2 separate regions of the Homo sapiens genome follow, and region 1 is linked to region 2. The links are chromatin loops, found by intact Hi-C in ENCODE. Cell type or tissue: PC-3. All regions are shown on one strand.

What was found. A loop is a pair of places that touch in the nucleus more often than their neighbours do. Peaks named below come from ENCODE experiments on the same cell type or tissue, not always from the same donor. Only the 100,000 strongest peaks of a DNase experiment are listed, where the experiment ranks them.
Region 1: it touches region 2 in a loop (2.6-fold over the local background); 5 of 110 quality-filtered maps call a loop at or near these places.

What each region holds. Positions count from the first base shown.
Region 1 is chr1:52,236,954-52,240,953 of GRCh38, forward strand. ZFYVE9 (zinc finger FYVE-type containing 9) reads left to right here. Exons shown (of 19, transcript NM_004799.4): 4 at 535-2,642. Among named protein-coding and RNA genes, the nearest start is that of ZFYVE9, 97 kb to the left of the region's middle. In PC-3, no CTCF peak of the experiment used is centred here; DNase peaks (open chromatin) are centred at 688 and 1,698; H3K27ac peaks cover 1,449 bases.
Region 2 is chr1:52,139,794-52,143,793 of GRCh38, forward strand. It overlaps ZFYVE9 (zinc finger FYVE-type containing 9), which reads left to right and starts at 2,296. Exons shown (of 19, transcript NM_004799.4): 1 at 2,296-2,610. LOC107984956 (collagen alpha-2(I) chain-like) reads left to right here. Exons shown (of 5, transcript XM_047439476.1): 1 at 1-7; 2 at 1,400-1,496; 3 at 1,642-1,688; 4 at 1,984-2,610. RefSeq lists a silencer at 2,096-2,955. In PC-3, CTCF peaks have their summits at 2,234 and 2,433; a DNase peak (open chromatin) is centred at 218; H3K4me3 peaks cover 2,711 bases; H3K27ac peaks cover 2,195 bases.

The DNA.
Region 1 (4,000 bases), 97 kb after region 2:
TAACAGCTTTTTAAAAGGTAAACTTTATATACATTAGAATGCATAGATCTTAACTGTCCAGTTTTGGCAAATGGGTATCTCTCTCAAACCCACATCCTAATTATGATACAGAGTGTAGAGCATTCAGTCTCTACAGAAAACTTCATTTTCCTTCCTGCTTAATTAGTTATCCTAGCCACTGTTCTAAATTTTTTCCATCTAATCCATTAGATTAGCACCTGTCCTGGCTTTGCTCAATCCAAGGGTGCTTTCCCCTCTTCTGGGTCCCATTCACCTGTGGGTCAGTTTAATTATGTTACTAGATTGAGGTAGAATTCTTTTGTTGTTTGGAATAGTCTGAGATATTACCATTTGGTGACATATAATTGCAGAGAATTGTCTGAAATATATTTTCTTATTTTTTAGCCCCGAATTAGAAATCTAATATCCTTGGAATATTTAATTTTCAAACGATAGTTAGAAATGTTATTAACTTAGTCATAAGCTTTTCCAGTGTTACAAGCAAACTTATTGTAATTACTTATTTTTTTCCAGATGAAACAGTTTCTTCTACTTTATTGGATACAAAGTGGAATAAGATTCTAGATCCCCCTTCTCACCGGCTGTCATTTAACCCTACTTTGGCCAGTGTGAATGAATCTGCAGTTTCTAATGAGTCACAACCACAACTGAAAGTCTTCTCCCTGGCTCATTCAGCTCCCCTGACCACAGAGGAAGAGGATCACTGTGCTAATGGACAGGACTGTAATCTAAATCCAGAGATTGCCACAATGTGGATTGATGAAAATGCTGTTGCAGAAGACCAGTTAATTAAGAGAAACTATAGTTGGGATGATCAATGCAGTGCTGTTGAAGTGGGAGAGAAGAAATGTGGAAACCTGGCTTGTCTGCCAGATGAGAAGAATGTTCTTGTTGTAGCCGTCATGCATAACTGTGATAAAAGGACATTACAAAACGATTTACAGGATTGTAATAATTATAATAGTCAATCCCTTATGGATGCTTTTAGCTGTTCACTGGATAATGAAAACAGACAAACTGATCAATTTAGTTTTAGTATAAATGAGTCCACTGAAAAAGATATGAATTCAGAGAAACAAATGGATCCATTGAATAGACCGAAAACAGAGGGGAGATCTGTTAACCATCTGTGTCCTACTTCATCTGATAGTCTAGCCAGTGTCTGTTCCCCTTCACAATTAAAGGATGACGGAAGTATAGGTAGAGACCCCTCCATGTCTGCGATTACAAGTTTAACGGTTGATTCAGTAATCTCATCCCAGGGAACAGATGGATGTCCTGCTGTTAAAAAGCAAGAGAACTATATACCAGATGAGGACCTCACTGGCAAAATCAGCTCTCCTAGGACAGATCTAGGGAGTCCAAATTCCTTTTCCCACATGAGTGAGGGGATTTTGATGAAAAAAGAGCCAGCAGAGGAGAGCACCACTGAAGAATCCCTCCGGTCTGGTTTACCTTTGCTTCTCAAACCAGACATGCCTAATGGGTCTGGAAGGAATAATGACTGTGAACGGTGTTCAGATTGCCTTGTGCCTAATGAAGTTAGGGCTGATGAAAATGAAGGTTATGAACATGAAGAAACTCTTGGCACTACAGAATTCCTTAATATGACAGAGCATTTCTCTGAATCTCAGGACATGACTAATTGGAAGTTGACTAAACTAAATGAGATGAATGATAGCCAAGTAAACGAAGAAAAGGAAAAGTTTCTACAGATTAGTCAGCCTGAGGACACTAATGGTGATAGTGGAGGACAGTGTGTTGGATTGGCAGATGCAGGTCTAGATTTAAAAGGAACTTGCATTAGTGAAAGTGAAGAATGTGATTTCTCCACTGTTATAGACACACCAGCAGCAAATTATCTATCTAATGGTTGTGATTCCTATGGAATGCAAGACCCAGGTGTTTCTTTTGTTCCAAAGACTTTACCCTCCAAAGAAGATTCAGTAACAGAAGAAAAAGAAATAGAGGAAAGCAAGTCAGAATGCTACTCAAATATTTATGAACAGAGAGGAAATGAGGCCACAGAAGGGAGTGGACTACTTTTAAACAGCACTGGTGACCTAATGAAGAAAAATTATTTACATAATTTCTGTAGTCAAGTTCCATCAGTGCTTGGGCAATCTTCCCCCAAGGTAGTAGCAAGCCTGCCATCTATCAGTGTTCCTTTTGGTGGTGCAAGACCCAAGCAACCTTCTAATCTTAAACTTCAAATTCCAAAGCCATTATCAGACCATTTACAAAATGACTTTCCTGCAAACAGTGGAAATAATACTAAAAATAAAAATGATATTCTTGGGAAAGCAAAATTAGGGGAAAACTCAGCAACCAATGTATGCAGTCCATCTTTGGGAAACATCTCTAATGTCGATACAAATGGGGAACATTTAGAAAGTTATGAGGCTGAGATCTCCACTAGACCATGCCTTGCATTAGCTCCAGATAGCCCAGATAATGATCTCAGAGCTGGTCAGTTTGGAATTTCTGCCAGAAAGCCATTCACCACTCTGGGTGAGGTGGCTCCAGTATGGGTACCGGATTCTCAGGCTCCAAATTGCATGAAATGTGAAGCCAGGTTTACATTCACCAAAAGGAGGCATCACTGCAGAGCATGTGGGAAGGTAAGTTGCATGTATACACTCAGAAATCGGGCATGCACATTTTGTAATGCTGAATTAAATAGTAATAAAGGCAATGTAAGGTGAATATATGTCTGGTTGAGTTGACCTAAATAGCATTTTTGAAAACCCAGTTCTAGTAAATTTCTATATAAAAAATGATGTCACTGATTCTTAGATAGTATTTGTAATTTTTTTTGTTGCCACGATTTATGCTGAATCAGTTTTTATGAAGAGATGAGAATTGAGGAAGTGTAAACTTTGTGGTTTCTGTATTGATAGCTACTTGGTTAATGTAATAGTTTGAAATAAGGAAGTTATTCTTTCAGTTTAGGAAATATTTGTCATTAACTTATTGCATTATTTATTGAAAAATGCATTTAAATACAAAAAATAAAAATAAAAATTACATTTAATTGTTGAAAAATATTACACATAGAATCCATCCTACTTTTTTCTGTGAGATTTTTGCCATTATACAAAACATTCTGGAACTCTTTATACACATGCACACATATTTTTGTCTTTTCTCCCATATAACTTTGATACAAAGTAGAGTTGAAGTCTGTAGATTTTTATGACAAGGTTGTAAGAATGATATTCCTTAGCTCTCCCCAAATTTTGTTAGCTAAAAACACATCTTTTTTGTTTGTTTGTTTAGAGTTGTAAATAAGGAAGGAAGGAGATTTTATATTTTTGAGATATGGTGTCAGGTCTAGAATAAAATTTCAGCTTTGTTACTATTAATTATATAACTTTACTAAGCCTTAGTTTTATAATCTGTAAAAACAAACCAAAAAAGATTAATAACTTTTATTGGGCTGTTGTCAAGATTAAATGAGATCTCAGAAGTCATAGTGCTCAATGATTAATCTCTACCTCCCTTCTTGCCTGATTTTTTGGTCCATCTGTATTAATTAGGGTGCTTTCAACTTCAAGGAACAGAGTGTTTGACCCCCCAGTGACTTAGGTGAAAATAACATTTATTTCATGTAAACAGAAGCTATGAGACTCAGTGATTTATGTCTGGGTGCAGAGACAGGATCGTGGAAGTTCTCTCGGTCTTCCCCTCATGTCAGAAGATAGTATCTCAGTTCTAATTATCGGGTCTCAACCTGACAACTTCCTAAGCACAAAGAAACTGGCTGGGGGGCAAAAGAGCCTACTCTACTCTTGGCACCCTCTTATCAGGGAGGAAGGGACCTCCAGCAACTTCCTTTAATTTATTGGCCAATTTTAGACCATAACCAATTACAGGCAAAGGGGACTGGGATTATCTAATCAATCATGATTTATCTCCTGGGGCTGAGCACAGTGTTGCCTGAAAAAAAGTGGGATTCTGTTAACAAAGGAGAAGGGGA
Region 2 (4,000 bases):
AAAACAGGTGAGAGACATTTTAGAAGCAGAGGGCAAACTGAAAACGATGGAATGAAATTGAAGAGGATGAAATGATTTAAAGTGGACTACTCCGATCAGCGGGGAGGTTGTGATGATAAAGGCAGCTGCTTTCAGCAACAAGGAGAGAAAGTGTGAAGCAAGAGGAAACTGGTCTTGGGAACAAATGAATCATCTTCTTCATGTAGTAGCTATGCCCTGGGTTGCATGATTATTCATAAACAAATGCAGGTTTCCTGTGGTGGCAGTGATCTAGGCATGAAAAATACAGTGCTAATATTAGGTTACAGCGCTAATGATCTCAATCAGTTGAAGGGCCCTTTTCCCTTGACTAAACATTTTTTAGCAACAAATGACCCTTACAGCATTTTGTTAATATTGTTGAAAGGACTGTTGGGGCATCAGGTTGGGGACTGAAGGGAATCTCAGGGTCTACTTCCAGCTCTTCCTTAGGTTGGATATATTTCACATGTAAAATGGTAGCATAGGACCTAACTCATAGAATCACTGCGAGGATGAATCATGGTTTCCCTTTGAGCCCCAGTTTCTCTTGTTATAGAAAGGGCATAGTGATTTTTTTGTGACTCAGGAGTATGTGGCAAAGGCACACTTAGGATTATGCAGGAACAGCTTTCATTAAGAGAGCTACTAGGTGACATCTTCTCCATGGTGGCTGCTCAATTATTAAATGAATGATTCCTGGAGACCTTTTGTAGTTTCTATTATTTATCATCATTAGGCCATAACCTAAGGTAAGGTGAGATTGCCTTATAACATTTTTTATACATAAAAAATACTGGTTGCATGCTGCTATCTGCTGTGCAACAGAATGTCATAGGATCCAGTGTATGAGGCTCTATTCTTCCATGGAGGGGTGTTACATAAACCCATTAGTGAAATTTAGGGAAATTTCACCCAGACTAGGGAGGATGAAGAATGGAGCATCTATCTTTTGACAGAAATACAGTTACACACACACATACACACACACATACACACACACAGAGAGAGAGAGAGAGAGAGAGAGAATGAGAAACAAAAACAGAGGAGTACAAAATTGAGCCTAAGAAAAAGAACTGGAACCAATAAAAATTGTAACTAACATTTATTAAGTATCTTCTATGGGCCAGTCTCTTTATCTCCAATCTTCAACAACCAGCAAGGCAGGCAGGAGAAAACTGAAGTTCAAAAATGTTACATAACTTCCCCAGGGTCATAAAGCTATATATACATGACAGAACTGGAACTGGTAGTGTTGGTATGTGTCTGACACCAAAATCACTACACATTCTAGTATACCACTCTGTTAAAAAAGTGTATTTGGAAAATTTAGGGATCAGAGGATTTGGAGAATTTTCTTTCCCTACTTCCCCTCTGACAGTCGTGTTTGTTTTTGGTTCTGATGTTTGCACCCTAGAGGCTGACTGGGATCAAATATGGGGCATCTGTAAACAGAATGATTCCATAGCCCCCACTGTGTAATAATTTCCTTCCTTCAGAGCCTTACTAGGATTTGCCTGGGATGAGGGGTGGAAAGGTGGGAGAGAAGAGGTTGGGAGGGAGAGGATGTTAGTAAAAGATGGGTGATTCTTTGCTTACCTTTAAGTTGTTTATGAATTTCAGGACAACCCGTTGGCTATTCTCTTCTCTGGCTTGGCATATATATATATGTATGTATTTTTTTTTCATTTTTGTTTTGTGGGGGTGGTGGTTTAGGTGTTAAGGGTTTGGTTGATATCTGTAGAAAATTTCTTAATGATCTACACAGTAGATAAAAAAACAAGTTAAGGTCAAAGACAATTCCTTCGTCTGTTTTGGGAGACGAGTGTGTATGTTTGAAAAAAAGGTTTGTTCTGGGTCACTCTTCTTTCATCCAGACGCATTAAAGGAATTAGAAGGGGGTCTCCCTGCCACCCCCGAAACCGTGAGAGTCAAACGGAGATTCCCTTATATTCCTGCTCTCAGGTGCGGGTCCGAGTGACAAGAACGTTCACGTATCTTCGGGAGAGAACGAAAAGGTGCTCGGGTCTGGCGGGGGCGGGGAACGCCAGGGGTTGGTGGGAACTGAGGGGCTTCCGGTTCCCGGGAAGCGGAGTCCCGGGCCGGCCGCGGGCCGCGGGCTACGCAGGGAGCACGGGGCCCTCGCCGCCCCCAGGCCGCGCTCCTTAGCGTTCCCTGCGGCTCGTGCCCAGCGCGGCCGCCGCAGTCCCGACGCCGTAGCCGGACGTGGGGTCCAGGGGGCGCTGTGGCCCAGCGGCGCCGGCGGCAGGAGCGGCCACCCGACGCTGGAGGCTTCGCTGAGGATCCCCGCCTGCCGCACCTCGGTCGTCCCGCCGCAGCCTTGCGCCCCCGGCCCGGCTCGGCGGCGCTCCTCCGGGATCCGCGTGGCTGCCGCGGCCCGGGCGCCGATGCGGCTGGGCGGGTGCCGGGCCTTAGCAGCAGTAGCAGCCGCAGCTGCGGCTACCGCAGCTCCTACAGGAGTGGGAGGTTTCGCGGCGGCGCCTGGGGCCGCGCCGGTGCCCTCCGGAGGAGGCTTTCGGCTCAGGGACGACCCCCGTGGCCATGCTGAAGCGGAGGCGGCCGCTGCTCGAGGTGAGTGTGGCGCGGCGTGGTCCGGGGCTCGCCGGCCTCCCGCCGCCTGTGGGGGCCCTGGCGGCAGACCGCGGGCCGGGCGGACGGGGCGTCCTGCCACTGCGGTCGCCTCCCCCACCCTGCGGTCCTGGGGCCTCAGCCCTTTCTCCCCGCGTCCCCCGGGAGGCTGAAGGCCGTGGGGGGCGATTAGGCCCCGCGCCGTTGGGAAGCCCTCGCTCCGGCCTCGGTTCCGGCGCGGCCGGGTGTGTGGAGCTGGGGGCCGGCAGGAGCACGGCCGCCTTTCGGGTTTGCATGGGCCCGGGCCGAGCGCAGCCTCTTAGCCCGGGCCCTGCACGTACATCCCGGAGGGAGGCAGATGACGCCTGTTTGCAAACAAGCTTTGGCTTCCACGCGTCCCATACCGAGTCCCTCAGAATCCCGGTTGTGGCGGGGAAAGGGGGAGGAGAGGAAGGCCAGGGTGAGAATTGGGGGTGCAGAGAGTGCGGGACCAAGAGAGCCCCTGCTACTCCTGGAGTGTCATTCATGGATCTGGCTTGCTCGAGAACAACCTTTTGCGTCTTATTTGAGGTGAAATTTCATCACCTGCCGGTTGCTCATTCCTGCCTCTTTATATTATATCTTGCCTCTAAGCGTGGTCTGCCTTGGAGAAAGCCCCATCGCATCTTTGCGATGCTAAGTTTTGTAGATAAACACTCACAGTTATAAAAACGTCTTTTACAAAGGTCTGCCCCCCACACCCCGCCAGAAGAAATATTTTTATGCTTCAGTGTTCGGTACAAAAATGTTCCACTTAAAGAGATCCAGAGAATAGTTGGCAAAAGGATTTTAAGTCCTCTTTAAGTGCCAGCTACCCTAATAAATACCTGAAGGAAATGGGATACATGCTAAATTTTAGAAATAAAATGATTTGTTCTGATATTAATGTTGAAAATGCTACTGATTACAGTTTGATACCGTAAGTCAGATATTTATGTTTTGTGAGAAATGTGATTACAGGTTATTCTTGTTTTCCTGTTATGTATGTGAAAGTTATAAGACTTATAGGTACTTGCAAAACTTTTATAATCATGAAAAAATATGCTTATTGTAGAAAACTTGGGAATTATAGAAAGGTACCATGTTGGCTCTTAATAAATATTTAATAATAGGAGAAATCACCCATAATCTCACAGATTGTAAACAGTACAGGTTTATAATGGGCTCGTACTGACAGTGATTTTTAAAATTATTATTTCTGTATATTAGGTTTAAAATTATCTGACTGTTCCATTTTACATTGTCATTTGTATAAGACCTGTAAAAATATTTTACTAAATTACATTGGAACCATGTTGAATTCATCAATTAAAACAGAAGAATATGGGTAACTACCTAAAAGATCCCTGACTTA